Linked DNA regions of Homo sapiens: region 2 is linked to region 1. The links are chromatin loops, found by intact Hi-C in ENCODE. Cell type or tissue: mammary epithelial cell. All regions are shown on one strand. Links, peaks and the distances in the headings refer to the core of each region. The heading gives the core; the rest is flanking DNA. Region 1 overlaps MACROD2 (mono-ADP ribosylhydrolase 2). Region 2 overlaps MACROD2 (mono-ADP ribosylhydrolase 2).

Region 1 (16,070 bases), core at 8,714-11,213:
TTTCCTCCTTTGTTTTATAAGTCCCTCACTCCGCAGGACATATTACAAATTACTTGGTTGTAATTTGTATTTCTATTTAATATTTATTATAAATTATTAGATATTTTAAAATTTAGTTTTGAAGACAAGAAAGTATATTGGGTGCTAATAATACATTTCTGACCCTGACATCACCATGATAGCTTTGCATTAAATACAGTCTGGGCCGGATTTGGAAATGCTAACTTTTAGTTTTCTTATTGAAATAAATTGTATATACTTGCATGTACAGTCAACCCTCTGAATCTGTGGGCTCCATGTCTGTAGATTCAACTAACCTTGGATTGAAAATGTTCAAAAAATGGATAGTGTGTCCGTATTGACCATGTACACGCATCTTTCTTGTCATTATTCTCTGAACAATACAGTATAACAACTATTTACATTGTATTAGGTACTATAAGTACTCTAGGGATGATTTAAAGTAACAGGAGGATGTGCATAGATTATATGCAAATAGTATGCCATTTTTAATAAGAGGATGGAGCATTGTGGCTTTTGGGATCCAAGGGGGTCTTAGTCTTAGAACCAGTCCCCTGTGGATACCGAGGGACGACTGTATACCATATGAAGAGTGTGAAAACTGCATTATTTTATAGGACTGCATCTTTCAATGTAATGTCAGGACTTGAACTGTGCAACAGTTAGGACACTCAATCTAGAGCCCTGGAAAGTACATGAACTACATTGAAATTCTGTCAAATAATTATTATGCGATTGCTGTTTCACTTTTAGTCAAGAAGCATTGAAAAAACAAGTAGCCTCATTAATCATTGAAAACATCAGAATGAACTTTGAGGATCAGGAATTTAGGGACATGCAGATCTGGTCAATTGGCCATTATAATGATACAAATTAAAGCAAAGTCCAGCAGGGAAAATAATCCAGCTTGAATCCTGGGATCTATTCTTGTACCTTTGTGGCGTACACTTACCAGACAACAGATCTAAAATGTGGTGTGTATGTTTTACAATACTATATTAATATAAACTATATTAATAGTCTCTAAGCCAAATGATATGTGATACATCCTAAACTTTTGTTTGAATAGTTGAATTTTTCTTTATTGTTTTCATGGATAGTTAATGAAATAGTTATGATAAAATATACCATGTTTGAAGTCATAACTTAATTACATTTATTAACAAGAAATAGTAATGTACAGGAATGAAACTGAAAGTTATTGTGCAATTTACTATTATCTTTTATGGATAGAACTGGTTACAAGTAACAAATGTAAATTTTTACATTTGCATGTAAGAAGATAAGTCCTAACAGCATTATTGAATGATAACATTATTGAAATAACTTTAATTTCACTAAATTGATCCACATTTGCTATTTATATAGAGAGAAGACCAACTGTGATTTTTATATACATATTTGAAATTATCCATCAATATCACATGGAATATTCAATCTGGCCTTTTGCGGGAGGAAGAAAGGAAGAGATTTTAGAGACTAGGAAAGGACAGCAAATTAGGAAAGAAAACCGCAGATACAGCAGATAAGGGAGGAAGAGGTGGATTATCTACCTCAGTGACAATTTACATGCTGAATTATACTAATTTCCCTGTGTTCTGTGATGCTCAGTAAATGAGACTCTGCTGATGTTCCTATAGGCCATGAACCAGCCGGCACGTTGGTTTCCACTACAACACCTACAAATAAACTGCTGAGTTAAAATCTATTATAGCAGAGAATGGCTTATGACCCACAGACAATCATTCCTCTTCTAAATATATTCACAAATGCCTCATAAATGTTTGCTTGGGCATTTTATTTAGAAGCAACATGGATAAATATTTGAAAGAGTATTGCTAATGACAAAGCAAAAGTGAACTATAAAATAGCTTTAACGATGACTTTAAAATCTGCACTTTTCAAATCAAGCACTCACTAAGGAAAGACAGGAAAATATAAGATAGCAGCAGGTGAGCTCTTCGTGTGTGTGTGTGTGTGTGTGTGTGTGTGTGTGTGTGTGTGTGTGTCTATAGCTGTCTATGCGAAGCAAATCATATTTGCAAAATAAGACCAATATCTGCTGAATAGAAAAGAGCTGCATTGAACAGACATATCTGCCAGAAAAATCTGGGGTTGTAATTTAGGTTTTATAGTCCAAGAATGACTAGATTGCTTTTAAAAGCACTACTTCTTCAATGCTTTTATTCCATTCTTTGATCAAACATGTCAGCCAAGGAAGAAATGGTCATTTATTTCTTTTGAAAGCAGGAAAAAAAGAGATTTACATTAAATAGCGGTCATCACGGCGTTCGTAAGTTTCCAACTATTTATCAACATGCTTGGTTCGCAACTGCAATTCACTTAATTGGACTTGCATCTTCAGTAACACTGCAGCTTCCATACTGGAGGTGGTAGAGTTATTCTAAGCCATGGGCAGGCTGGTCAAATGTACATATGGCTGTGTAATTGTCAGAAAATGTCCTCGTGTCAGACGGGGCCATGGCTTATAGTGAAAACAATCCTGTTAGTGCTTCTGCAGCATATGAGGAGACAGCTCCACTTTATTAGTGAAATTACACTGGCCATGGATGACTGGCTGTCTTGATCATTTACAGGCCAATTGTGAAGCCACTGATGAAATCACTGGGCAGCCCAATCCAATTCAGTCATTAAGACAACTGGAGTAACCAGACTGTAAAATGGTTGGTCTGGTTATTTCTTAATGATGTAATTGGATAGACCAGAGGGAGATCCAATTAATTGCTGAGCAATTGGTGGCTATGGTGGTCTCACTGATAAGCTCAGCTGTCAGTGATGGACTTGAATTGACTGTACAGCTTCCTGATCAATTGTACAAGTTACTCTTACCAAGCTGGGGGTTGGGGAGAATTGATTTAATTTTGGTGATTTCATTGAGCCCACTGATAAATCACATATCTTAAGTGTCTCTCTCTCTCTCTCTCTGTGTGCGTGTGTGTGTTTGTGTATGTGAATGTGTGTGTTATTTTCTCAATTGCAATATATTTGTGAGATATCAGTGATATATAATGCTATTTTAAGATATGGTTATTTTACCTTGCCAGTGTATATTTCATTGGAAAAGTCTATAGGCTCTTGTAGAGATCTGTAGGGCAATTTGTTACTTTCTAGAATAGGAGGGGAAATGCAAGCTTGAATGAAAATTATGTGTTTAGAAGGCGGGAAAGCAAAGTATTTTTTCTTCACCCTTTATGCCCAGTCTGTGAAGTTCACTGCATGGTTACTGCAGCCTATTCATGACATAGTGATGCTAGATATTCTTCTGCTTTGCTGAGTGGCCTGTGAAAAGAGCTTAACACCAGTGTAGCCTGGCATGAGGAAGTAAATGATTGGTATAATATTTTGGGGAACAAATATGCAGCCGATGAGTATTTCAGCTCTCCCCCACCCATTAAGAGACACTGTCCATGGAAATATCCCTTCAAAGAAAAGACTTAGTTACTCATGCAAGCTCTTCTTGGCCAGGGCCTGTGTGAGGACTTAATTCACTATATCCACCACTCAACCATGCCTGGAATAGACGCTCATTAATGTTTGTTGATTTAGTGAAGGAATATGTTCTTAAGATAAATTTCTTTCTGAGAGTTGATGCCAAATAAGTATAAAAAGGTACATAACTGTGGAGTTTTTACTTATTCTAAGAAAATAAATAAATTTATGAGTTGGAAGTGTGACTTGTTGAGGTGATTTAGGCCACCTGTGATTTTTCTAATGATGGTCCATTGACAAGTGCCAATCTTTGACAATGTTCTCACCAGGCCAAAGCACAATGAGAAAAACATAAGAATAATGGTTTTGAGAGATTAAAAATGTCTGCAAATTTTTTGTCATGCCCCCCACTGAAAGGTGGCATCTCTTTCCTTTTCTCTTAAATCTGGGCAGCCCTTGTGACTACTGAACCAGGTTAAGCCTAAACTTTAGGGGGACTAGAAGCTTCTGCCTCCTATGTTGAATGCTTGCTCTTGAGACACTCCCTTCCAGGACACAGGCATCATACTATGAAAAGCTCAAGCCACATGGCAAAGCCACACATAGATGCTCTGGTCCAAGGCTGAAGCTGATCTCCCAGCCAATGCCAGCTGACTTACATTGAGACCCATTGAGACCCAAGCTGAACTCAGTCCACCCATCCAATTGTAGACATGATAAAATGGTTTTTTTTTGTTGTTGGTTTTTTTTTTTCGAGACAGAGCCTCGCTCTGTTGCCCAGGTTGGAGTACAGTGGCCCAATCTTGGCTCACTGCAAGCTCCGCCTCCTGGGTTCAAGCCAGATAAAATGGTTTTTTAAAGCCACTACATTTCAGGTCAAGTTGTTCCCAGCAATAGATAGATACTAATGATATGTATTGAATATATACTACAACAATGATGCATATTCTCCTTTGTAAGAATTGTCACCTCTGATTTTCTGAGGATTAGCTATTCAGAGACGCTGTAGTTCTTGCTTTCTTGGTGTTGGAATATCCTTTCTTTTTGGCATGATGGCTAGAGAAGATATCAGTGATGTATGTAGATGTATGTTTTTAACTGGAATAAGAAAAAGTTGAGATTCATGAAGAGCAGTCAATGTTTTCAGCACCCTTCATTTATCTATAAAATTCAAATTCTCTGCCCAAATCCAACTTCACACCCTCTGCAGGAATTCCCCCTCATCCAGGGCCATCCTGAAGATTACCAAACTTCTGCTCAACCTATTCCAGTGGAAACAACTGATTCATCAGAAGGCAGTGCTGTCTGCCTTTAAACATCTGTGATTATAAAGAAATACAGTAATATAAAACTTTGATCATAAAGAGAAGTTTTGCACAGATATTTGTAATTCTTAATTTAAAGAAATATTCCGATATTGTTAATTACACACACCAACACATTTGCAAGGAATCTCTGGACTTCAGATACCTCACTTCAAATTGTATTATTTCACATTATTGTTGTTGTCTCTGATAAGGGAATACGCATGGGGGATGGGAAGTGGCAGTGGGAGGTGTTGGGGAGGGAAAGGTGAAAAAACACCACATTTACTGAAAACATACTATGTGCTAAGTTCTACTGCATATGCCAGACTCTCAAGAACTTGGAGGTTTTAGAAGTTCTTTAATGCAGACATTTCCATAAAGATGTATGTTTTCCCTACAAATCAAACATTTTATGAATAAACATTATTTAACTCAAAGCTTTTTTTAAGCTTTTGAATGGAGAAGAAGTCTCATCTACCTTGAAACATTATTGCTATGAAATTATTTTATTCCAAAGTCAATGGATTTGTTTTTTACAAAAAGCTTAAGTAAAGGCACTCCTGAACACAAATTCTTTTATCAAACTACTTTTGTCACAAAGGTGTTTAGTATAATGCGTTATAAATTATATGAGTGCAAAATATGAAGAGGAAAATGTGTCTGTACAATGGACATTAGGAAAAATATAAGTAACAAAATAATGTGACGTGAAGCTTATCTTTGAAATGATACGGCATTTACTTCTACCATATGTGTTTGCTACGGTCCTTCTAAAGTTCTCAGCATTTTTAATAACAAAAAATGTGGCTGACATATGAACTTTAGCTCTTACAGCATTAACATATTCCAGTACTAGTGAACAGTTAAAGGAATAATAAGTGAAATAAGGTGTGTTTGTCATTATTAGTGAGAATATGGAGCCCTGAATTATGGTAAATAGTGAACTAATTGCCTTAAAAATGGTAGAACTTTTCTTTTGGGTAGCTGTTTCTTGAAAGCCATTTTCTTCCTTAGAAACTGTTTTCAAAAACTGCCATCTTCCTCACAGATATAACCTTCATTCCAGCAGTCATTGGTCTATAACAAAGCTTTTCAAAGATAAGAAGAAAAACTATGGTAGTACTTCAGTGAATGTCACTTGACTGCAGACTCATTTTTCTAATTTTTCAGAATAAAGATATCCATGATTTATACCCAATTCAAGAGGAGACTTTGGATCATTTCAATAAATATTAAGGGAGATTATGTATATAAGATATTATTTAGATAAAAGGATTATTAAATACCTCAGATACCTTTTCCTATGACACACCTGTTAAAGAAACAAAATATTCTGTACAAGTCTACTCTTCATAGGAAATAAGATGAAAATTGCAAGAAGTTTCTTCAAAACCCACCTGATGTTCTTTGAAATAAGATGAAAATTGCAAGAAGTTTCTTCAAAACCTACCTGACATTCTTTGAAATGGAAGAAAAAAATGCTATGTTTACGTACATACCTTTAGAAGAAGAATAAATATTATTCTCCTTGTCCGTTGCCTTTCCCTCTTTTGTTTATAGGGATGGGGTTGAGGGGGGACTTTGGGAGAGGTCTCCAGAATTAATGAATGGAATCAATCATCTAGAAAGTTATCAGCATGAACTAAACTCTTAACAGCAGACTGTGGAGGTGCTGACTACCTTTCATGCTAATTGACTGCCAAGGCACCCTAACTAGCCATTTGCATAGGGCATTGTGGTAGATGTGGCTCTGAAATGTGCATCTCCACAGCAATGGAGCAAGTTCACCTGCCTGAAGAATTGACAGAGTTGCTAGCCCAGAATGCATGGCTTCTGGAGACTTCTCAGGAATTTCAGCTGGATGGTCCAGCTCACTTATCATACTAATACCAGGTTAGAACAGTTACCTTAGAATCTTTGTACATTACCAGAGAAAATCTAGAAGTACAATGCTTCAGTTAGACAGGAGGAATAAGTTCTGGAGGTCTATTGTACAGAATGATGGCTGTAATTAATAATGTGTTGTGTATTTGGAAATTGCTAAGAGAGTAGATTGAAATATTCTTATCACAAAAATGATAAGGATATGAGGTGATGAATATTAGTTAGCTTGATTCAATCATTCCACAATGTATACATATATCAAAACATCACATTGTATACCATAAATGTATCTTTCTCATTTATCAGTTTAATAAAATATGGATAAAACTTAGTTTGGGGACAAGTAGGGTCATTTCACATTGCCTTGGTTTCTTTTTGGTGATAAGTGTTTACAACATATATGAAAGTAGAAAAAAGTTTGATGGCCAAATTTAAACTTACCTCTCATATGTTCCAGAAACACCACTGCCTCCCCTCAAAATGATCAGATTCTACTCTACTTCCGTTCAAAGGTACAAGGTAACAAATATACTGACATTTGCTCTTGAAGGGAAGAAAATCAGATTTCTGCCAATTTAAAGCCATGAACAAATGTCAGAATTAAGATCAGTTTGTTGGATGAGTTTGTAATTCCACATGCAAAAGCTAAAATATTTTCACGGTGGATTTTACTGTCCTATGTGGCAATGCACCCATGAGTAGATTGGGTTCACTGGGTACATTCCAAAGGGCCATCTAAAATGTGTTTTCTGGTTTTCGTCATTACATGTTAAGTTTTTGAACACTAGTGGTCATATATTACCTGTGTTCAGCAACACGCTGCTTATACTGTTGTTGAAAAACTGGTTAACATTTAGTAGGCACTTAAATATCTATTGAATAAATAGTGGGGATGCATGACTGCATTACATGCTTTAATCTCAGGACATCCTTTAAGTTCAGAAATAATCCTATGAGCTGTGATTGTTCAATGGTTTGTAAATACCATAATTTTTTAGAGAAGATTGTTATTTTAAAATGTTGGTGTTTCACCTGCCTGTTATTTACAAACAATTCTTTTCAATGATGTTCAATAATTATTCAATTAAAAATTACCTTTTGCCCCAGTCAGTATTTAGGTGGAGTAGATTGTTCTGGTATTTATCTGATTATTATCGGAAAAAAAAAACTGAAGTTGAACTGGTGTCAGAGTGGATATATATTTACAGGAAAAGGATATTACTGTTCCTCAAAAAGCATTCCTAGAACTTTGCCTATGCTGCTTGAAGCTATTGCTTAACAGTTTCTTCCCATCTTATACTCAGATTTTACCATGTCCCTTAGCTGTAAGGTTTTCTCCTTCTCTCCTATCCCAGGAAATCCATTGCAGCAACTTATCAGTAGAACACATCGTATTCCGTGTTGTCTCACCAGTTGATGGTTTAATTAGCACCTAGTTACAAACTAAGTAGAATCATTCATGGAAAACATGGATCTAAAAACAAAACACAAATCATTCATCCAGGCCGTAGATACTATAAACTACGTGTAATGACAACTGTGATCTCCTGGTCCCACCCCTTGACCAGCAAGCTGTCCTGAAGATGCTGTTTGAAGATTCTCAAGTAGGCTCCAGTTGGTTCCTTCATTCAAAGGCCCAAATTATGGGGAGCTCATCTTTGATCCTCTTTAAGTTCTACATTCAATAAACTTATTCATTCATTCATTATTTGTTTTACTCATTCAAAAAGCATATGAAGTGCCAGAGACACAGAGAAAGCATTCTCCACAGTCACACTCTTAAGTTCCTTTGGGTGAGGGTGGCAAGCAGTGGACATAACAGGTGAATGAAAAATTGCAAAACAATATGATAAGTGTTACAGCTGAGCTATACAAGGGCAATGTGAGCATACAGAAGGGATTTAACTAACTCAGCCTAGAGGAGCATGGTTAAAGCAGGAGTTGAATCTGGAAGGAAGAAATTTTGAAGGAAGGATGAAGAAAAAGACTTTGCAGACTCAAGGAATAGGATGCACACAGCTGCAAGGCAAAATGATGGCATGTTCCAGAGTCTGCAGGCAGGTGTGTATGAACAGAACGGAGGACGGGTTTGAGGGGATGGAGGAAAGGTGCCAGACAATTAAGGACATTGTATTCTCATGAAAGTGCAAGTGGTGGGCAGCCATATATGTGTTGTGGGACCCATTGCCACAGTGGACAACATAGGTGGAGATCATGTCAACGCTAAGTGTTTCTGCTTTGTATATCCATACTTCAATAAAACGTTCCCAAATCAAGGGTAACCCAGTTGGAAATAGAGCAAGAAGAGGCATCCACAGCATACAAAGTCACAAGGTGGGGCTGCTTTCATAGGATAAGTAAGTGAAAACCTTTTAAATCTCTCTGAATCAATACATGCCAGTATAACTCCGATCTTCCATAAAGCTTTCTAAATATCTAGGCTGGTGTCAATATCTAAAATTCCATAGCCAGGGTTTTATCTTTGTCTCAATACTGTTCATTCATTTAATATGGATCCCTGAGGAGTTGGAATGCACTAAATCCCATAGGTCAAGTCGTTTGGCAAAGAGAGTAAGTAAGCATTAAACGACACAGAATGAGGAGCGGAAGTACCCAAAACTATGAATGAAGACTCCCAAAGGGGAGTATTTGCACATTGACCTGGGAGAATCCCTCTTTTGTGTGTGAGCTTGTAGAATAAAAGAAATCAGTCACTCTGAGACCAAAATACCTTGTCCTGTGTTGTTTGTTACTGGATATCAAATTCTCTAAACTTCTGTTTTTTCAACTTAAGTCATATTATGAAAAGGAAATTAAATGTATCCATCAAATGAGATAATATACATCAAGCTATTTGCAAACAAAAAACACCATACAAATTTAAATGACTATCATTTATGTGTTATAGATATGTAGGCGTATATAACACATTAGAAGTTGATGTTTTTTCTTAGAATATTTGCAGTGTGATAGTCATATAGCATTCTTTTCTGTTCAGGGAAAGGCCTTTGTTGGGCCATGTGGTCTAATCAGGCTGTTTGACTAGATTTAAAGACTCAAAGTATTTATATTATTTAGGACTAACACAAATTCAAAATGGGAATTTTGAAATATGAAGACATTGGATGCTACTAAGCCAGTCATGAATGCCCTTTTAAAACATAATAATAACACCCTGGATTTCAATGACAGTGATCCTAGAGCTCCTTTATGGGTGATGTTCTCTCATGTTTCTTAATTACCACAGGTCATATAGACCCCATTTGCAAAAAGAGTTCATGAGGCTGAGCTGTGTTATGTACCTTGACCAAAGTAATATCAAGGAAGGTCAGTCCTGAGTCTATTAGATTGTTGTGATTTGCTCTTCTGCCAGGTGCAGCTAAAGGCATTTTTCCTACCTTAGTCAGAGATGTGCTGGCTTGAAGAACTAACTCATGAAACCTGAATACCTGAAGAGTTAGTGCAATGTCTGGAGGGAGGAGCCTAATGCTTGCATGTGTCTCCCTGGCTTGACCCATCCATAAAAAAAGATGTATGCAGAATGTCTTTGCTGAGCCAAGGGTGACCTGCACCAGCTCTTCCTCCACCTTCATTCATTTTGTGCCTATTCCTTTCATGGTCCATCCTCCTGACTGCTTCAGCCCCTGCCCAGCTTGGAGGTTCTGCTTGCCTGTTCTGTCTCTGACAGTCCATGCTCACAACTTGAGCTTCTCTTCTCCCTTGACATTGCTTGAATTGTGCCCAGGATTTTGTCTTCTTCCTCCTGGCCTCAGGACCTTGTGAACACACCTGACTGTTGTGACCTAGTCACTCCTCAGACTCTGCCTCTGAACTATCAGGTGCTGGATAGCAAAGCCAGTCCAGTGTCCCTGGCATTTATTTGGGAAGCAATCATGTTAAAGAAAAATAAAATCCATCTTCAGGTGACCTATTCCCAACTCCTGATTTCATGTGCTGATATGTTTGTGTTGTTTAGCAAACTCTCACAGAAAATGTTATCTAAATGTCACACCGCTATCTCAAGGGTTTGTTGGACTTAATATCTAAGCCTTACACTGAGACTAGAGCTGAGAATCCAGATTAGTTTTACCTACGTATGTTCTTTGTCGGACCTGCATGATTTGATTTTATCCAAATGGAAAAAATGGTTCAAAATGGAAAAAAGTTCCAATACTGAGAATATGGATGTCAGTGGCCAAATAATATGTTGCATTTTAATTTTTTTTGCAGTCCTCAGTGAATTTTTATGTGTCTCTCTGCGTGTGTGGCATGTGAAGGAACACAAAGTTAGAAATAAGAGAGGGAGACAACCTGTGGGGTGGCCACATTCCAGGGTCTGATCCTCTTTGGGGATACTGTGATATGCTGCCCAGATCCTCCCATCAGTGCTAAAGAAGACAGCCAAGTGGGAGACAGTGAGGCAACCTAAATGTTCTCAATGGCAGGAAACCATTACCAGCCCTGGAATGGAAAAAATACAGGGGGTGGTGCTGTCACCTGCCCAGAAGCCAAGGTCATTAGACAGGAGCTGAGACCATGAAGGGATGAACTGTCCCATGTAGACTGGAACTTCAGAAAAAGTACAGCCATTGCCACAGGTGCCCCTGAAACAGAAAGAGAGAGGAAAAAACACCCATACATATTCCCGTTTATAAATTGCCAGGCTTCTGTCAGTTATTCATGTTGTAACAGGAAGCTACGGGGCCATGTCACCAGGGACATGTGCATCCCTGGCACACAAAGCCGAACAGGGCATGGAGCCGAGGGTGAAGAGACAAGTGACAGGCAAATGGCACCTGCTCAGTCAAATCTCTGAGAGTGCAGCCTGGAACCCGCATGTTCAACAAGTTGTCCAGACCATTCTTATGTGCACCAACATTTGATAACCTTTCCGTAACATGGAAAATCCCTTAAATTGCCAGGCTCTTATAATTGCAAAACAATTATAGTCATCAATTCTGATGGAAGGAAGATGTTGAATTTTGTGAGCCTTTCCCCTTCTCTGATTGTTTTAACCAAATATGATAAATAACCTGTGGAATATACGACAAAATGTCCCTTAATAACAAATTTCTCCCTTTCAGTGTAAAATTATCTGGAAAAAAGTCTCCTTTTTGCACAGCCCCTTGGGAGCCATTAACATGGCATTCTACAGTAATCCAAAATGTGCAGAAGAAAGTGAGGTACATTTACTTAAAATTAGCTCCACAGTGTAGTACAACTATTTCCAGCATTCATCATTGTTAATGACTATAATTGATGGCTGAAAATAGAACCCTCAAATGAGAATAATGTCCAAATTCACACACGCACACTAATTGGGAATTGTTCAGCCTGTGAGCATGGCAGCCAGATGCACCCCACACTTCGACTTCTTTCTTCAATTCAGTTCTACACTGTACTTCATTAATGCTTAAGGCTTTAAACCGCTGCCCTTGTTTAACACATGACAGTTTTTATGTGTGGAAATGTTCTATGCATGTAGGGGTGTGGGAAGCAGACACAAACATTCTGATTTAATCCACTGGAATTCTGTGGCAAATCAGCTCAAAATGCCTTAGGGAAAGATCCTGTATTGGCTTTAATTGTTCCTAATATGAAGGATTGAGAAACGTGCTTTGAGTGCTTTTGGGTTTATATGTAAACTAGGAAGGGAAAATAAGAAAATGGAATGAACATAGCAAAGAAAGATATTCTTAAAACAGGGCTGTTGCTCTTTATAGAAAATAAAGGTTTAAAGCAGCCAAGTACTTGATTTACCAAGCAGGACTGACTCATCTTCATCAGTGGAGATCCCCAATACCTAAGGTACATTTTTAATATAAGAAATTAACATCATTATAAATAGATTTCTGTGTTGCTGTTCTCCAAATTCATCTCATTAAAAACGTGACCATTAATTGATGATCATCCTTGAGTCACTCACTCTTATCGTCACTGGTTTCTTGGTCTGATACTAAGAGGAGGCCAGGATGTGCAGTAAACTGTATTTATTTCCAGTGCTTCCCCTTTCCAGGTGACTTTGGGTAACTCCTGCAAAGTCTGATCTTCAGGCCCCTCAATTAAAATGATAGGATTGGAATTAGATTATCTACCCAGCTCTTTGAATACTGCAATTCAGTGAGTCTATAACACAGAAACTTACCTGTGTCCTGTAAAGTTAAATTAGATTTTGCCTTCACCGCTTACTATAAAGCATACAGAATTACTCGTTGTTATTTAAACACGCTGCAAAAATTAGCTGGGTGTGGTGGTGGGCACCTGTAATCCCAGCTACTCGGGAGGCTGAGGCACGAGAATCCCTCGAACCCAGGAGGCAGAGGTTGCAGTGAGCTGAGATTGCACCACTGCACTCCCGTCTGGGCGACAGAGCTAGACTCTGTCTCAAATAAAACAAAACAAAATAAAATAAAATAACACACCGCGTATTTTCCAGCATTTGTAGTTTTTCTCAAGCCTAAATCCCATTCCCAACTACCAAGTACCTCTTTATTTCTTAAGGCCAAGATCAAATCCTATGGTTTTCATTGCCTTATCCGTTGCCCCGGTTAGATTCACCCCTCTCCCTTTGTGCTGCCATAGCTTCCCCATATACATTGCTTGCATCTCATCATATACAAGTCTGTCCAGTTTCAATTAATTTTTGTTTATTATCGACTGACTCCTCTACTTAACGAGGATTTCTTCAATGGTTATTATTCTATCTAACCATCTTTGCAACCCTGAAGGTTGGCACATATTAGACACTCTGATGATTTAAACAGTTTCATAGATTTTTTTGCTTAAACATTTTGTAGTAAAACATTTTGTTTTGTTTTGTAAAAAATGTTTATTTTTGTTAGTTAAACATTTTGTGGTAGCCAGCCTTAACCATGGCCCCATGACTCTCCCCCACTGACATTCATGGCTCATGAATATCGCACTCCCCTCCCATTTCAATCATGGCTAACGATGAGGCCAAGAGAATATGGTAGAAGCGATGATGTTTCCTTTTTGAGGCTAAGTTATAAAAGGCTTTTGCAGCTTCTGGCTGGTCTTGTGTACCTCTCCCTCTGGAGGAAGCCAACCTTCATGCCATTAGGATACTCAAGCAACCCTGCAGACAATCTCAATTGGAGAGGATCCAGGGCCTCCTGCCAATAGCCAGCATCAAATTCTCAGCCATGTGAATACCACTTTGTAAACAAACCTTTCAATCTTTGTCAGTCCTACAGATAGCTGTAGCCTCAATATTTGACTAAAACCTGTTAGCCAAGCCATTTCCAAATTCCTATAGAAACTGAAAGATAATAAATAATAATTATTAATTCAGTAATTACTTATTGAAATTATTTATTATTTGGCAATACATAATTAATACAAATTTCTTCCTCCCCCCTTTTCCATGGGAACCAATATTATGGAGTCAAAAAAAATGGGTTTGCCATTGAAATCTTGCCTGATACTTAATATCAATATGAATAATGTATTATGAATAGTAACAGCTATTGGCATTATTATTAATGTATTAGCACCATTAACTATTATATTATTCATTCTAATTAACATAGCCAGATGATTGGTATGCAATTAATGTAGTAAATTAGTAATAATATCATTGGTATGTTGTTAAAACACTAATGTTTGGATGACAATACTAACAATAATTATTAATATCAATTATTATATCTATTTGTAAGTGATAGAATAATTATAATATTATATCTACATGTATGTGAAATATTATGATCCCTATTTGAATAATGAGGAAACTGAAGCTTAGAGCAGTTAATTTGTCCAAAGTCAATCAACTCGTATAATAATGAGTTATGACTCCAGGCTAGATTCATCTTAAGCATCAAAAACTAGCACTAGAGCTTTGAGTTTCCTCATCTACACAATTGGTACAGCAATACTTAATATGCACTGTGCTTGTGGGGATTAAATGAGATGAAACCTGTAAAGTTGCTTGCAGAATGCCTAGAAAAGCCACATGCATCAAATGCCAGTTTATCTCCCTTCCCTCCACAATCTGCTCTGTTTCTAAGAAGCCCCTGGGAACACAGGCCATTAGGCAGAGCTGTCAGAAGCAGAAGCCTCAGATCAAGTCCATTTCCACATGGGACCCCAGGTCCTGAAATTGTGCAATGAGGGTGACTCTTATATTTCCTGTGGAAGAAGTAAGGTTACAACTCAGTCTTTTGCCTTTCTCAAACTCAGGCTGAGTATCTAATAATAGTGACGTTTTACCTTTTGATAGTACTCTGGAGATTACAGAACTGTTTCCATTTTCTACTTAGGAGAGGGTAAATGGATTTGATGCAGATGTGAATCAGATTGGCCATGGAATGAAAGTTGGAAAGTATTTGTGGCAACAAACCCCTTATGACTGACACACACACTCCTTCCTTAAAACCTTTATCTTCTGCAGAAGCAATCTCATTACAACCAATTGGTGGTCAGTTACACAGAATGGAGTCATAAGAGTCATTATCTATGGGATGTTTTTTCCTTTATTCACAATGAAGGCATAATCTTTTTAGAGAGAAATACAATTCTCTCCAGATATATAACAAAATATATCTACTGATGTTGGTTTAGTTTCATGTGGTTGACAAGAAAAAGCATTCATTTACCTGAATACGCAGCTCAATTTTAAAATAATTTCTGTAATTTTATTATAATTCACAGAGCTGCTTTTATTCATTTTACAAATTGCTTTCAAAGCATAAATGATGTATTGAAAGGGATTGACTATCCGTAATAGCTCTGATGTGTGAGTGGCTGGTGGACTTACCACTTTAACATGATCTGGCATCAACCTCCATGAGCTGCGCAGTAAGAATAGCAATACCAAATTGTGGTAAACCTCAAGAGTTTTCAAGGAAGCAATATGGGTCTAATTGGGCAGAAGCTTAGCAAGTAGACCACAGCTATTTCTTTGTAGAAAGTCCAGTTGTGTATTACAAAGATTGTGCCTATAAGGTTTGCCTTGCTAAATGGAAACCACAAGGAATGGGCCTTTGGATGTCTTCTTGAATCAGAGCATTAAAGGGACTTAGCTGGAGTTCAATAAGGATAACATTTTTTTCTTTGCAAAAATATGAGCTGTGTGCACCAGCACACATATGTACTTGGTCTGCAGGCTTCTCTCTAGGTTGCCAAGAAAATAGGTTTTGATGGACAGGGCTGTACCATGAAGGATAGTAGACGAAAAAAAAGATATTAAAGGAAGCCCCCTTTTTAACCTTTAAACAAAGTTAAACATGCAGTGTTTCTTAATATTGTTTAACCATAAATGCCTTTTCAAAAGTATAATATGCACTAAGATTTGCTCTGTGGAACTTGCTTGGGTAATCGGATCTTTTAAAAGAGAGAGAAATTCTGTGGAGTGAGACACAGAAAATCTTATTGAATGGGACCCCTTTT
Region 2 (16,070 bases), core at 4,674-7,173, 120 kb before region 1:
TTATCTGATCTTTGACAAAGTTGACAAAAATTAGCAATGGGGAAAGGACACCCTATTCAATAAACGGTGCTGGGATAGCTGGCTAGCTACATGCAGAGCATGAAACTGGACCTCTGCCTTTCACCAAATACAAAAATTAATCCAAGATTGATTAAAGATTTAAATGTAAGACCTCAAGCTATTAGAATTCTGCAAGAAAACCTAGGAGATACCCTTCTTGACAGAATAAAGATCTGTTCTAATTATTCCACATTGTGACACCAAACCATGACCACTACTATATCTTCCACCTGACATTTCCCACAGTCTCAGCTCTGCATGGACCTGCCCAGAATGGAGATAGCAATGGGCTTACCATGTTGACACAGCCTCTGTCACTTCCTATTTTCTCTCTGACTCAGGAAGGAGTCACTTCACTCTTGTAATTCTTCTGCCAGAACCCTGGAGGTATCTTAACTTACAACCCCCAGTCTATAAACTCTCCACTAAAGCCACACTGATTGACTCACCATCTTCCAAATAAACTTTATTGATTATTTGCTACTAATATGAGTTACTGATGACTAATAACAGATTATCTCAAAATTGTGTTCTTAACACAATAATAGATTTTCCTTTTTAAATCTTGTAGTTTCCGTGGGGCAGAGTCTGGGGAGTGGCTTATTTTGGTAGTTCTTGCTTTAGGGTGTTTCATGAAGTTGCACTTACAATGCTGATCTGGATTATTCATCTGAAGGCTCAGCTGGGTCTACAGGATCCTCATACAGTGAATGCACCGTTGAGCTGGCAAATTGGTGCTGGTATTGCTTTGGACCTCACCTCATGCCACGGAGGCTACTCCTCACAGAGCAAGTGAGGCAAGAAAAGAAAACATAAGCCACGATGTCTTATTTTGTAAATTTTTAAAATTTACTTTACAGTGTCTTTTAAGATATAGCCCCAGAAATCACACTCTATTATTTCAGCAATATTATATTTTTGACACAGATCAGTCTTAATTAAAGTGGTAATGACACAGGAGCATGAATACCAGGGGGTGAGAATGACTGACACCATCTTGGAGCCACACCATCCTAACCCCTCCTACTCTAGTCAGGGCTTTTGCCTTTGCTATTGTTTTCCTATTTGAAATGTTTGTTTGTTTATTTATTTATTTATTTATTTATTTAATTTCCTAAATCTAACCACCTTTTAATGCTCATTTCTGTTCCATCTTCCCCGTGACACCTTCTCTGAATCCTTTAGCCTGAAGAAATTGCATCTTCCATTGTTCTCCTGTGGTCTCATTATCAATATCACACATTTTAGCAGTTACTCACAGATAGGAAATAATTCCTGTTCACAAATAAAACATTCTGAGGAACTCAGTTCTTCCTATTCGAGGAAATCCTCCACTACTACTACAAAAACCTGCATAAGGCATTGAAAAAAAACCCTCCGTTAGAGATTGAGCTGTATTGTAGTACATAATATAGTATGAGTAATATTAATATGGTGTATTTGATAGATGTTAGAGATCAGTGTCTACCAGAGCAGTACTACTCAAACTTAAATATTTATATGAATCATGTAGGGACCTAGTTAAATGCAGATTGAGATTCTGTGGGTATAAGGTGGGGTTGAGATGCTGCCATTCTAACAAGCTCCCAGGTGATGCTGAGGCTCCTGGTCCATGGAACAACTTTTGAGTAGCAAGGTGCTAGAAGATGGACATAAAATGGACATAAAATAGAATAGGAGTTGAAAGTAGATGGAAAATAAAAGTAGTGAAGAGAATCATGGCTGTGTTCAATCAGTAGTACTGGCAAGGCATAAATATTTGAAGTCACGAATCACTCAAGTATTTCTTTATTGCTCTTTGGTACTGCCCATTATCTTTATACATGCATGTATGTTTTACCTCTTCCAGCCTTGATTATAGGCCCCTTTAGGATTGAAGGTGTTCCAGTCACCCATAGAGGTGAAATATAGTTCCCTTTCTGGAGTAGTTGCTCAATAAATGTGTACTGCTTGATTACTCTGCTGCTAATTCTCACGGTCATTTATTAATTTCTATTATTACTTCCCCAAGTTTTCTCCTTTCAAAATATTATAGGAAATTCAAAATACCTTTCTATTATAAATTGATGTGTTTTATTTACAGTTCCTTATGATATATAATACAATTCCTCATAAAAAAATAAAATTTTAGTTGGTCTAAATACCAGGTAAATTAACATGATCAAATTAATAGAAAAAGTATCATGCCCAGGTAACATGTCAGACCAATTAAATCAGTCTTTGAGAGAGGATTCAGGTATTGGTATTTTTTAAAGCCCCATGGGTGATTCCAGAGTGAAGCAAAAGTTGAGGATCACCAGTTTAATTATCATCCTACTATATTTTAAGATAGAATAATTATACTTTATTTTTTATTGTGCCCCAAAGCATTTTTTTTTTAAATGGAGTCTCACTCTGTCGCCCAGGCTGGAGGGCAATGGTGCGATCTCAGCTCACTGGAACCTCGGCCTCCTGGGTTCAAGCAGTTCTCCTGCCTCGGCCTCCCCAGTAGCTGGGATTATAGTCACCCTCCACCACGTCTGGTTAATTTTTGTATTTTTAGTAGAGATGGGTTTCACCATGTTGGCCAGGCTGGTCTTGAACTCCTAGCCTCAAATCTCAGCCTCCCAAAGTGCTGAGATTACAGGCACGAGCCATGGCACCCAGATCCAAAGCATCTTTTACAACATGTAATTTGGAAATATCAATGAAGACCAATTCAGAGAAAAATGTTTACCTTCCTTTTTTTTTCTTACAGGATGTAGCTGCTTCAATTTATAAATAAGTATAGATATGCTATAGTAATTTTTGAAATTCTATAGCAAACTAACTTTTCCATAAATGAATATGGTTTCTTAATTATCCCAAGCTTGTTAATGTAGGTTGTACTTTTTTTCTTTTAGCAAACACATCAGATCATTTTGCCAAATTATCCAAGTCATTTTAAAAACATAAAGATATTTTGCAAATATTTTATATCTGCCAGTCAAAGTCAGTCTTGGTCCTAAATAGGATGTTGTTACATGCCTGCCTTATAAATGTTAGCATCACGGAAAGCATTTTTGTTTAATTTAGAAATGTTTGAGCTCAGAGGAAATAAGGATACTTATCTCGTTTACTCAGCTTTAGTAACTGCAAAAGGCAGAATAAAGGTAGCTTGCTGGAGTTGCTAGAACCCACATACAGTCAGAATATATGACCTCTCCTTTAAGCTCTGCCTCTTACTAGCTGGGTGACCTTTGGCAAGTCTCTTAACTTCTGTTAGTCTCCATTGCTTCATTTGTAAAGTGAAAGGGTTGAAGTAGACGGCACATAAGATTCTTATACCTGGAAAGTGATGGGGTGAGGGACTACTAAGGTCCTTTGAGTGCTTCTTGGTTACGCACTGTGAGAAGTGATGGAAAATAATTCACACTCTCAAAAATTCCATGACTCTATAGGAGAATTTTCAAGTGAACAGGCACAAAGTCTCTAGATTGTTAAATTAAGCCTATGAAAAATGAAGGAACATAAAATAAAAAGAGAGTAATTGCATTGGTTCTGATTCTCTCATAGAAAAGGAATTTTACACGTCGTTAATTCCAATGCTTTGTATTACAGATGAGGAAACCGAATCCCAAAAAGTTCAAATAACTTTCTATTACTAACACATAAAATAGCACACTAATAGGGGATGAAAATTTATCCAGTTTAACAATCCAGTCCTTCATGTCAATCAAAAGCTTCTTTATCACCATCATAATTCAACATTTCATTCTGTATTGAGAAGGAGGTGGATCTAAGATTTATATTTATGATATTCATGATAATTCAGAGTTTCTGAAACTGACATCACAGGAAGATTTTCACAAGTGGGCCAGGATGTGATTCATGGGCCCTGATGTTACAAGTCCAGATTGGCAAACCAAGGGCTGCTATCAAAGGGACTAAGTTGGATGGCTTTCTGGATAAATATTTCTTTGTAGCTGGATTTACAAAGGTTATCAACCCTCCAGATAAAAAGTCATGGTTCTTCTATTGCCCTAAGAGTCATAGATAGTAAGTTACACAGTAACATATTCATTTTATGTATATACATACATACATATAGTCATGTATAGTAAATTACATGAAAACATCAGTGGTGCCATACACTCACCTGATCCTGGGTGACGGAAACGAGTATGAGGAATTTAAGTAGTCCTTCTCAAAGTCTTCCCCAGAGATCAATTAGCTCATCACCATTTTACCATGAGGGTATGCTCAGGGGAGATATGTAACTAAAGTCCTGATAACTTGTACCAGGTGACTGTAAATCATTCAGTATTCAGTTAGTCAACAAAATCAACAAATAATTATCATGCCTCTATAGTATACCAGGCACTTGCTGGGCACTGGGAATATGGTGATTAATAAATAAGACTGTCCATGCCCCCAGCTTCATATTCTAGTGGAAAGGGAAAGATATCAAAACATGTTTGCAAGGCTGGGCAAGGTGGCTCAGGCCTGTAATTCTACCACTTTGGGAGGCCAAGTCGGGCGGATTACTTGAGTTCAGGAATTTGAGACCAGCCTGGCCAACATGGGGAAACCCCGTCTCTACAAAAATACAAAAATTAGCTGAGCGTGGTGGCGGGTGCCTGTAGTCCGAGCTGTTTGGGAGGCTGAGGCAGGAGAATCACTTGAACCTGGGAGGCACAGAGTTTGCAGTGACCAGAGATTACGCCACTGCACTCCAGCCTGGGCAACAGAGTGAGACTCTGTCTCAACAATAACAAAAACAACAAATACTTACAAAACGTAAAAAAAAAAATCCCTTTAGATATTTATTAGTGTGATAAGAAAGATGAGAAAGCAAATGCCATAGAGAATAGAGGGTGAAGAGCAAAGGCTGCATGGTGTGAGTGGTCACCGAGTTCTTCTCTTAAAGGCAGTGATGCTTAAACTCAGTTGTGGAGAGGGACGCAGTGTCACCAAGTTCTGAGGGAAAAGTGTTTCAAGCAGAAGAAGCAGAAAATGCAGTGGTCCTGAGATGAGAATGAGGAGCTCTGCACTTCTGCCAGAAGAGGCATTGTAATAGTATTGGAGATTTGAAATCGTTATTTTACTCAGGCATTTATTAATTAATATATTATTTATTCATCAAAATACATGTTGAGACTACTGTATATCATGGCCTATTCAAGACCCAGTTCCCCTGCCCTTGTGCAGCTTAGTTCCTGGTGGGAGACACAGACAATAAATAATACCCATAGTAAAAAGCAAATTATATAATTTGTAGGAAAATAAGGACTATGGAAGGAAGAAAAATTTGGGTAAGGAGGACCAGGAGCCTGGGGATAGGGAGGTCAGGGAGGGCTTGGCTGAGAAGGTGACATGTGATGCAACTGAGGGATGTGAGGGAATTAGCCATGCAGGTAGGGGAAAGAGCATCCTGGGAAGTGGGGACAGAGCACAGACATGCTGGAGAAACAGCAAGGAAGTCAGGGAGGCGGAAACAGAGCAAGTGAGGAGAAGATAGTGGGAGGTCTCACCAGAGAGGGAGCCAGACCCTGTTCAATAATGCCTCGACTTGAGCCCAGCATGCTGGCTCACACCTGTGATTTCAGCACTTTGGGAGCGAGGCAGTAGGATTGCTTAAGGCCAGGAGTTCAAGACCAGTCTGGGCACAATATCAAAACCCCATCTCTACAAATAAAAAATAAATAAATTAGCTGGGCATGGTAGACTGGACTTGGTGGCTCACACCTGTGATCCCAGCACTTTGGGAGCTGAGGCAGGAGGATTGTTTAAGGCCAGGAGTTCAAGACCAGCCTGGGCAAAATAGCAAGACCTCATCTCTACAAATAAATAAATAAATTAGCTGGGCATGGTAGCACATACTTGTAGTCTAAGCAACTCAGGAGGCTAAGATGGGAGGATCTTTTGAGCCTGGGAGTTTGAAGCTGCAGTGAGCTATGACTGCACTCCAACCCGGGCAACAGAGTGACACCCTATCTCTAAAAATAATAATAATAATAAATTCATTGAATAATGCCAGGAGTTTTTCTCTGAGAGGAGTGGATAGGTATTACAGGGTTCTTTGATGGCAAAGAACCGAGGAATCTTATTATCCCCACCTATAGGAAAAGCACCTAGGGAGGCTGGCTTTCCATGCAGAGGAGGAACCACCAGGGGGCGGTGCACCGCAAAGTCGGGCTGTGGTGGCCCTGCAGATGGCGGTGAACGGGAGGAGCAGGCTGGCTTTTCCAGGCTCCCGCTATCTAATAAGTGAATAGCATTGCTTTTCTGGGAAAATCTTTTTAAATGTTTTTTAATATAGAAGACTTTTAAAAACATTGAAATAATAACTGTACCTATAGGCCAGGTGTGGTGGCTCATGTCTGTAATCCCAGCACTTTGGGAGGCTGAGGTAGGAGGATTGCTTGAGACTAGGAGTTTGAGACCAGCCTGGGCAACATACTGAGACCCTGCCTCTACAAAAAATAAAAATAAATAAATTAGCTGGGCATGATGGCACAAGCCTGTAGTTCCAGCTACTCGGGAAGCTGAGGTGGGAAGATTGCTTGAGCCCAGAAGTTGGAGGCTGCAGTGAGCTATAATTGCACCACTGCACTCCCGCCTAGGTGACAGAGGGAGACCTCATTTCCAAAAGAAAAAACAAAATATATTATAATATTTATGAGGTATGTACAGAGTTTTAATACATACAATGTATTAAAGATCAAATGTGGATAATTAGCATATTTATCACCTCAAATATTTGTTTGTGTAGAGAACATAAATCCTCTCTTCTAGCTATTTGAAAATATATAATTGTTTACTGTAGCCACCCTATAATACTATAGAACACTAGAACTTATTTGTCCTATCAGGCTCTAATTTTGTATTCTTTAGCAAGTCTCTCACTAACCCTCCAACCCTACTACCTAATTCTCAGCCTCTAGTAACCACTGTTCTACTCTCTACTTCTATAAGGTCAACTTTTTTAGCTTCTACAGACTCTGATTTAAAAACGGGCTAATGATCCGTACGACACTTCTCAAAAGAAGACATACAGAAATGGTCAAGAAATATATTAAAAATGTTCAACATTGTTAATCACCAAGGAAATGCAACTCAAAACCACAATGAGGTATCATTTCACCACAGTTAGAATGGCTATTATCAAAAAGACAAAAAAAAAAAAAAAAAAACAATTGCGGGTAAGGATGCAAAAAAAGTGAACCCTTATACACTGTTGGGATTGTGAACTAGTACAGCCATTATAAAGAATAATATTGAGGTTCCTCAAAAAACTACAAGTCTAGATGGCTCTTTGACTTCCTAAAATGACAACAGCAAGCTATACACAGAATTAAAATATAAACATACTCCCAAAGCCATATATAAAGTACCTGAGGCAGTCCATAAAATTTTAAATTTCAATAGAGTACTAATTTAATCAGGGAAACTTTATCTACGGCATTTTTTGCTGTCTCCATTAAGCATGTTATATGGGCTCTCAGAACCCTGAAGATCTTCATCCAAAAGGGAAGTTATACTCTCATTTTATCTCTAACAGATGTGGGCATCAAGTGTTTATGGGCGTGAAAAAGGCTTTCCATTAAAGGAAACCCTGTCAAGTAGCAGGATTTTCTTTTATTATGTTGTTTTACACACAAAACATTTTTTTTGAAATCACCAAGTCTGCATAAACCTGAAAAAAGCAAAGTAGTATTTTCATAACACATATTTGTCTGTCACTGCTGTTTTTGGCGGAAATTGTCCCAACGAGATCTTTGAGTTACCGGTTTCTAAGTAGCCTCCAGTCTTGACCTTCCAGAGGCCTCAAGGACAATGATGTATTGGCCCCCAGAGACTACTTTTGGGGCTCCAGCATTTTGCAAACACATGAGCAAAGTTTTCTTTTCCTGAAGTCATTTTATTTATCTTCGCTGTTTCCTTCCGCAGCCCTTTATAGAAACAGAATTAAATTGTATTGGGAATAACAAGGAGGAAAAATAATTCACTTATATTTTATTGCTTTAATATTTTGTATTAGCATTACCAGTGATTTATGTTTCCTGCTCCGGTGTCCCCGTTTTGAATTCTCCAAGTCTGTGAAGGGTGTTGAAGACAGGTAATCGGTAAATAGGCTTTCAAGGGAGAATGTGTATAGGTGTGGGTGAGGTGAATTAAGGCTTATTTTCTCATTGATCTTTCGCTTTGCTTTCCAAAGCAGCGGACACTGGGTTGCACATCTCTGTTCAGTTACAGGGAGGGGAGGGAATGCCCAGTAATTTCTTATCTCGTGGTATGTTAATTGCTAAAATATAAACAAAGGTAAGAAAGGTGCTTTGTGCAGGTGTAAGTCTCTGGGCATTTGTCCGTGACTCACTTCTCAGTATATCAAGAATGATTTCTTTCCTCCACAGACTAACCAAGCCTTAACTGTCAGGTTAGCCATTCTCATTTCTCCCTGCTTGGCCTCGATCAGCTGCTGGCCTTCCCCGGGAGAAAGAGCCTCCATTTGCTATGAGCTCCTTGCCGGATGGAGTGATTGCCAGCACATCCCAGTAAGACTGCAGCAGGTGCTGCAGCTTGGGGAAATGGCGTGTGTTTTCCTTACCAGTACATGTGGCTTTTGAGCTTTGATTTCACAGAAATGTAAAAAACAGGTCGATGCTAGTATGTACTACATTCCTACCAGCATACACTTTCAATCCACTTTCTGACAACTGGCTTGTATCACTCCCTGCTTTAGAGTAATAGCACCTTTGCTTGAAGTTTCTTAGGTGAAAATCATGAAGGTTCCCATTTTGCTGAATCTCTGTGTTACTGATTAAGAGAGAGTAACTGCGACAGGGGTGGGCACCTGACAACATTTTCTAAATAACATTAGCATGTTTTTTCCTCTTCAGCCCCCTGGGTTTCAAGCATTTGATTTGAATTTTTTTCCCTACTCCCTTTCTTAAAATGCATGACTAAGAAACTGTTTCTTTCTTCACTGATCCTTGGTTATTCGCTTTGAAAAAAGACGACAGAACAAGAGTATTTCCAAGAATACACCAGTCCTATTCTTTGGTGATGCCACTTTCTAATTTAATGTGATCCAGCAGCCAAAATGTTGTTCTAACTAACATATCTCCTTGCTAAAAGGTATAAAACAGGCATCTTCAAACTATTTCTTAAGAAGGCTAGAGTCAATATTTTAAGCTTTGTGGGTTGTACTGCGTCTTTCTCAACTGCTCAACTCTGTGTTGTGCATAAAAAAGCAGAGCTGTGTTCCAATAAAACTTTATTCACAAAAACAGATGGTGAACTGGAGTTGGCCCACAGGCCGAATGACCCTGGGTTTGGAAGATGCTTCTTGGAACTTCTGGCCCAGCTGGTTTCCATCTGCCTTTAGCTGATTAAGAAGATGTGGCCAAGGGTTCCACTGCCACCTCCCCCACCACTACTAATTTTTACTGATCAGATTACACATCTTATTTTTCACTCTATTTGTTCTAGACCTATCACTAACAGGGCAGGCAAGAGCCAGGGAAGTTGCTCTTAAAAAAAAATAAAAGACCTGGAAACCCAAACTCTCTATACTGTGGCTTTATTTTGTCATCCAAGCTTGGAAGGGCAGCTCTCATTTTGGCTTCCAGTGCCTGTCTCCATTGCCATTTCTCCCTCTTTCAGTCCTGGCAGGCTGAGAGCTTTATGGTCTCCTAACCTTGCCTTTGCAGCATCACTAGCCCTGGTAATAAGAACACCATCCATATACTAGCCCTTTGACAATGAAGAAAGCTGTCCACATGTCTTACCTGATGTGGTCCTGGTCCAATCATTTAAGTAATTTTTAAAAATTATTTTCTGTTTTGACAATAAGAAAACAGCCCTGGAGAGGCTGAATGACTTGCTTAAGATTCTGCATCTCATATGCAGTGCAACTAGGCTTCACCTCCACTATTCTCACTCTAAATCCTGGTATCTGGCCTCTACCTGGTACTGTTTCTCAGTCCTGAGTCATTAAGGGTCTGGCTTCAGGCACTCCTCTGTCACATTTTTTCTTGGATAGATTATTAATACCCTGAGATGCCAGATACCATTCTGCAGAGAGAAGAAGAAAGCCACAGAAAGCCGTTCAGGCTGAGAATGTTTAAAAATATATGGTGCTGACCACCAATACCAATGGCAGCAGAGGAGGATCTTTAGTAAAGGATTTTCAAAGATATAGAGTCTGTATCTCAGAGTTTAAAAAAGACCATTGCTATACAAGATGCTCCGATCAGCTCTGGTTCTCAGTACTTATAAAGCAGCGGAATCTCCTGCTTTATGAACTTTAGTTCTGGGCTTCAGCTCTGTATTAGTCTGTTCTCACACTGATGTAAAGAAGTAGCTGAGACTGGGTAATTTATAAGAAAAAGAAGTTTAATTTGCTCATGGTTCTGAAGGCTATACAGGCTTCTGCTTCTGAGAAAGCCTCAGGAAACTTACAATCATGGCAGAATGCAAAAGGGAAGCAGGCATGTCTTCACCTCGATGGCAGGAGAGAGAGAGAGAGAGAGAAAGAGGAGGTGCTACACACTTTCAAACAACCAGATCTCGTGAGAACTCTATCATGAGATGGCACAAGGAGGATAGTGCTAAACCACTAGAAACCACCTCCTTGATCCAATCACCTCCCACCAGGCTCCACTTCCAACATTGGGAATTAAAATTCAGCATGAGATTTGGGTGGGGACACAGAGCCACAACATATCAGGGTCTGGTCTGGTCAGGGGTAGGTTGCAGGAGACTAGGGACCAAAATGATCTTACCAAAGGGTGAAAAGGTAAACACAGAAGTTAAACAGCAACACTGAAAACTCATAGTCCATGAAATCCAAGGGGCCAGGAGGGAAGGCTGAAGGTTATTAAGATTAAGAAGATCAAAGCGGAAGACAAAGTTGGGATATGGAGCCAGCAGTAGATGTGTTCTAGTAAACACACACACATATGCACACACACACACACACACACACACACACACACACACACACACACGGTATAAATGATGGAAAAAGAGGCAGTGGTTTATAACCATGCCCCACCAGAAATTCTACCTGGCCCTAAATTAGTGTGTTTAACTATGCACATTAAAAATAACCAACCAAACAAGCAAACAAAAACCAGTCAACCCAGGCCTGCTGATATATCTGCTTATCTCCTTGGCAAGGGCCAACCACAGAACTAAGATGATTTAAGTAGATCTGTAAGGTTTCTCTTCCCCTGTTTTCTGAGTAGAGAAATTCACTGGAAATGGGATTCTTTGCTCCACTAAGAAGTCCCTGGCTCCTGCCACTATCCCTTTCCTGCATAATTGTCTTAAATCCTCTGGTAAAGGACATTTTAGCCACCTTCTTCCAGAAGCTACTTTTAAAAATATTTGAAGTAGAGATTTGAAGAAAAGTGGAATAAGTAGCCAGAAGCCAAAGATACTTAAGAAACCAAGCAGAGGCTCTTTCCTGCTAAGAAGAAAAGTTGGGGGATGGTAAGACAAACAGAGAAGCTGGGTAGTTGCTTAACGAGATATAGAGCTTTTAGGCTTGATTAGGGTCTTAACACCTTCCTCATAGGGAAGCACTCACTCTGAATCTAATGACATTGTATTCCTATGACACATCAATAAAATGCCTACAGGAGAAGCATCTTTGTACAAACTTGTGCCATATACTTTTTAAAAATTTTTACTAATAAATATGTGTCATATATTTTACTAATATGTGCCACATACTTTACTAATATGTGCCATATACTTTTTTATTCCTACTAATAAATATGCATATATAAACATGATATAGATATATGTGATCTATATATGTATAAATATATACTGTGTGTGTACAAGTATACAAATTGTGTATGTGTATCTTGTTTAAAGTTCCCCAGTTTTTTCAATTAAATACTCACGAATTTTAAAGAGATCAAGAAGTCTTCTGGCACTTAGAATTGCATTCTACTCAATGATATATTGTAGGTGGAACTACATACACATTGTTACATTGTTACAGGAAAATGCCAGTTAAGATGTTGTTTAGGAAGCAATACCAAGGGTTCACAGGTTTATATTAGAAATTAGTGTCTTTAGCTCCTTTCTGTTGGGATTTAATTTTATGTATAAAATGCCATTATGTCCAAATATTTTATAATGATGAGAAAACCAGTTCACTTTGGATTATCTTCATTTTTTAGTGTGATTAAAAAAAAATCTGGCTGCAATTCTTGTGCATTAGTTAAGAATGTGATGGTGTGCAGTCTTTTAAGTCATGTCAGCAAACGTGTATTTCCAAGGTCAGCTCTACCAAAGAGAATAGTATTTCTTTTGCAACCCTGATCTTACTTGGGGATGAAAACAATTATTGCCTAAGTTAGAAATGTAAACACATTAATGCAAAAGAAAAATCAACAAAAACTTATAGTATTAAAATGCACATCATTTTATGTGTGTATGTAAATGTATACAAATTTTACTGATGTTTTTGCATAAAAAGATAATCAAGGCTCCATCACTACCAAATTTTTAGACATTTAGAAAGGAACTAGACAGTATTTTGTGGTTTTCCTGTCTATGAGATAAGTTTTGCCAGTAAATCAAACAATAGTGCAATAGACATGTTGCATATATTTTGTTAGTTTAATACCTCTTTATCAGCACTTCATTTAGGGACACTCTGCTAATTTTACATACTGTATGTCTTAATTAAATAATGCTGATAATTGGAACGAGTACAATGTATTGAGAACTTATTTGCCTGCCAAGCCCTAATCGAAGTGTTTGATGTTTTTGTTATTGGTCATTTCATCTTCGCCATCTTTGGAGGTAGATCATTTTATCACCCTCATTTTACAGATAAAAAGATTCAAGACTTGCTCTGCCTCCTCCAAGCTTGCCATGCATATAGTGATAAACAATTTAAGGTTATATCAACTTCTTTAAAAGTACTACCCCTTCACAGTAGGTTGGCATTTTTACTCCAAATTATGCAAGGTGTTATGGCATTTTACATTATAATAGCACAGAAGGTAAATAAAACTATTAAATTATTTATCTTCATTCATTACAGATACTGCAAGAGAAGGTCAACTGCTAATTCTCTTTCAACCAGCCTGAAGTAGTGACTACCATTAAAAATAAAAACTATTTAAAAATTTGTCCCAAATATCCGCTTAAAAAATGCTTTCTGATCAGTTGATTTAAATAACGTTATTTGGCAATTGAAAGGCTTGTTTTGCAAACTGTTAGAGGAAGAATCTCTCCTACGAATGGTTTTATTCTGTAGTAAATGTCTCCTCCAGATACATGGATTTTTAAGCCAGTGTAAGGTGTTTAAGACATGGTCGATTCTAGATATGTGTTCGCATTTTGATTACAAGCAAATGTTCCAGACCCATTTCTATATTTCTCGGACTTACTTGGAAAGGCACCAACTAAAGCAGCTGGGAGCTGCTGGAGACCATTTTAAATGGTTAGTTTTCAGGAGATTAGCAGGGAGCACTGCCTTTTGTACTCAACACTGAGTTTGAGGTTTTTAAAAGTGCACAAGCTTTATACTTTACCCCCAATTCTATTTTACAGTGTTTTAAAAAACTTTTTTTGTTGAGTCACCTTATTCTTTTTCTCGCTCATCACAAGACAACCCTACTTTTAACAAGAAACAACAAAAAGAACAGAAAAGAATAAAAACTCACAGTGAAAGCCATCAACGGGTTTTCTTTTTCTGAGCACCACTTTTGGAGGCATTATCCTTTATAACAGGCCCTAAGTGAAAAGGAGGAAAAAGAAACTTTACATGATTAGGAAAGGCTGGGAATGAAAGATACTGAAAGGTGTAATGGGAAATGAAAATATAGTGATAGAAAAGGAAAAGTAATTCTCTGTTGGCGACAATGTTATGTTCCATGACCTGCTCACACTATTTTCTTGTGGACAGCTTCCTCAAATCCCATTCTGTTGATAAAAGCATATTAATATGATCAACCATGAACCAGCACCAACTGAGAATACCACTTCTCTAGGTTGGTTGTAACTGTTTCTTTCTGACTTAAATACTAAATATATCCTCTGAAATAATTACAGTTGTTTGTTACATCCCTTTAGTTTTAGAGAAAAATTAAAACTCTCATTTCTTCCTTAAGGAGGCTAGGGCTAATAACTGGAGTTGTATTTCTTTTTCATTGTAAGCCCAATCAATTTGATTTCTTTTTCTCCTAAATGAAAACATAGGCTAAGGCCAGCAAAAAGCCATAATTGGGTGACTAATTAAATAGTCAGGCATCTACAGCCTGGTAGAGTTCAGGGCTTCCTAGTTGAAGGAAATAAAACCATAAACTGCTATCTGTGACAGTGTATATGAAAGAGGTGAAGGATAGAGCTGTTGTGTTCACTGGTGGATGGAACTATGTATTCATATAACTGCAAGATTTATGGAGATAACATGATTGGGAAAATATAAAACATTAAATAGATTATGCCAGAAGTCTTGCCTCCAAATGTCTAAATCCTTCAAATGTGTCATTGCCACTACCTGTGGATCAAAGAACAAAACAGGGATGTGAGCGTGCAGCCCTAATCTAGACACCTGAGACATGAGGAGTGCCTGCCAGGAAGAATTTAGAAGGAGCAGGCCAGGAGCTAGGAGGAGAAAGAAGAAAGGGTGACGTGGATTGTCAAATGGGGCCTGAGAATTGACCCTTGCATTGGGTGAATGGAGGACCTTGGGAACAGCTACTTTGGTGGAATTGTAGGGAGGGAGCCTGATTCGAGTGTGTTCAAGAGTGACTGGAAGCAACAAGGACAGGCAACTCTTTCAAGGAGATCTGCTGTAAAGGTAGAGAGTGAACAGAAGCAATAGCTGGCATGGAAAATGGGATCAGCAAGAGTGGTTGGACACAGAAAGGCTGACAACTAGTAGTGGAAGGTTTTTGATATTGTGGTCCTGAAATGTCCTCATAGCATGTTAATGTCCATGTTTTTTATTGTGTTTTCTCTCTTTTTTTTTTTTTTTGTTTTGAGACGGAGTTTCACTCTGTCGCCCAGGCTGGAGTGCAGTGGTACGAATTTCCGGCCCCCAGGTTCAAGTGATTCTCCTGCCTCAGCCTCCCGAGCAGCTGGGATTACAGGCGCTAATTTTTGTGTTTTTAGTGGAGATGGGGTTTCACTATGTTGGCCAGGCTGGTCTTGAACTCTTGGACTCAGGTGATCCACCAGCCTCAGCCTCCCAAAGTGCTGGGATTACAGGCATGAACCACCGTGGATGGCCTTTTATTGTGTTTTCTAAGCAAACAGGCAAGTTATTCTTTAATCTCATTTCCTTGCCATAAAAATATAGCTTAATTTCTACCAAAAACATTGGCTCCCAACTGTATATTAATTATGATTATGAGTTTTAAGTGACAATTGCATTTTTACATAGAGGTAATGCCGAGGACATGAAGTTATTTTGGATTTCAGGAATAGGTAGTATTTGTTCCAAGCCCTGTGGCCATGAAAAGCCATCTTTGTTCAGTCCTCACCAAGGCAATGTAGGGTGGATAAGCAGTGTAGGGTGGATCACCAAGGCTAGGTGTGGATCAGCAAGCCTTCCTCCTTAAAACCGACTCTCAGTCTTGAACGCCCAGAGGGAAGAGGTAGGAAGTACTGTTTTTCAGCTGTGATTTCAGAAGTCCACGGATATTTCAAAATCAGCAGTCTCCATCTTAGATCCATGACTTACGGGGGAAGTTATACCCCCTAACGATATTGCAGAATAGTAGTAAATCTAATGAGAGAATATATGAGAAGAACTAAAGTCTGTCCTTCGATTTTCCTTGTGACCTTGGATAAGATTGTTGGTTATCATCTGTCAGCTCAGTGGCCCTTCTTTGGATGTTAAGATGGTGGTATTAACCACCAGAAATGTTTTCAAAAGGCACTCTGCACATTAAAGGTTCTAATTATCCTTCTTCAAGCTAGTGTCAGTGCTGATTATTAAACAGTTTTCTAATCCTAACTGGCCTGATTTTTTTTCAATGCAGTCCTTCAAATTATCCTTTTGCAATGAT

What was found. Hi-C counts contacts between places; a loop is a spot of excess contacts. Peaks named below come from ENCODE experiments on the same cell type or tissue, not always from the same donor. Only the 100,000 strongest peaks of a DNase experiment are listed, where the experiment ranks them.
Region 2: a loop joins it to region 1, with 2.1 times the contacts of the local background. A loop is called at or near these places in 1 of 110 quality-filtered maps.

The regions. Positions count from the first base shown.
Region 1 is chr20:15,821,292-15,837,361 of GRCh38, forward strand. The region is part of intron 8 of MACROD2 (mono-ADP ribosylhydrolase 2); the gene reads left to right. Among named protein-coding and RNA genes, the nearest start is that of KIF16B, 740 kb to the right of the region's middle. In mammary epithelial cell, for the core only: no CTCF peak of the experiment used is centred there; a DNase peak (open chromatin) is centred at 10,100.
Region 2 is chr20:15,703,000-15,719,069 of GRCh38, forward strand. All of the region lies in intron 8 of MACROD2 (mono-ADP ribosylhydrolase 2), which reads left to right. Among named protein-coding and RNA genes, the nearest start is that of MACROD2-AS1, 780 kb to the left of the region's middle. In mammary epithelial cell, for the core only: a CTCF peak has its summit at 6,187 (motif pointing right); no DNase peak of the experiment used is centred there.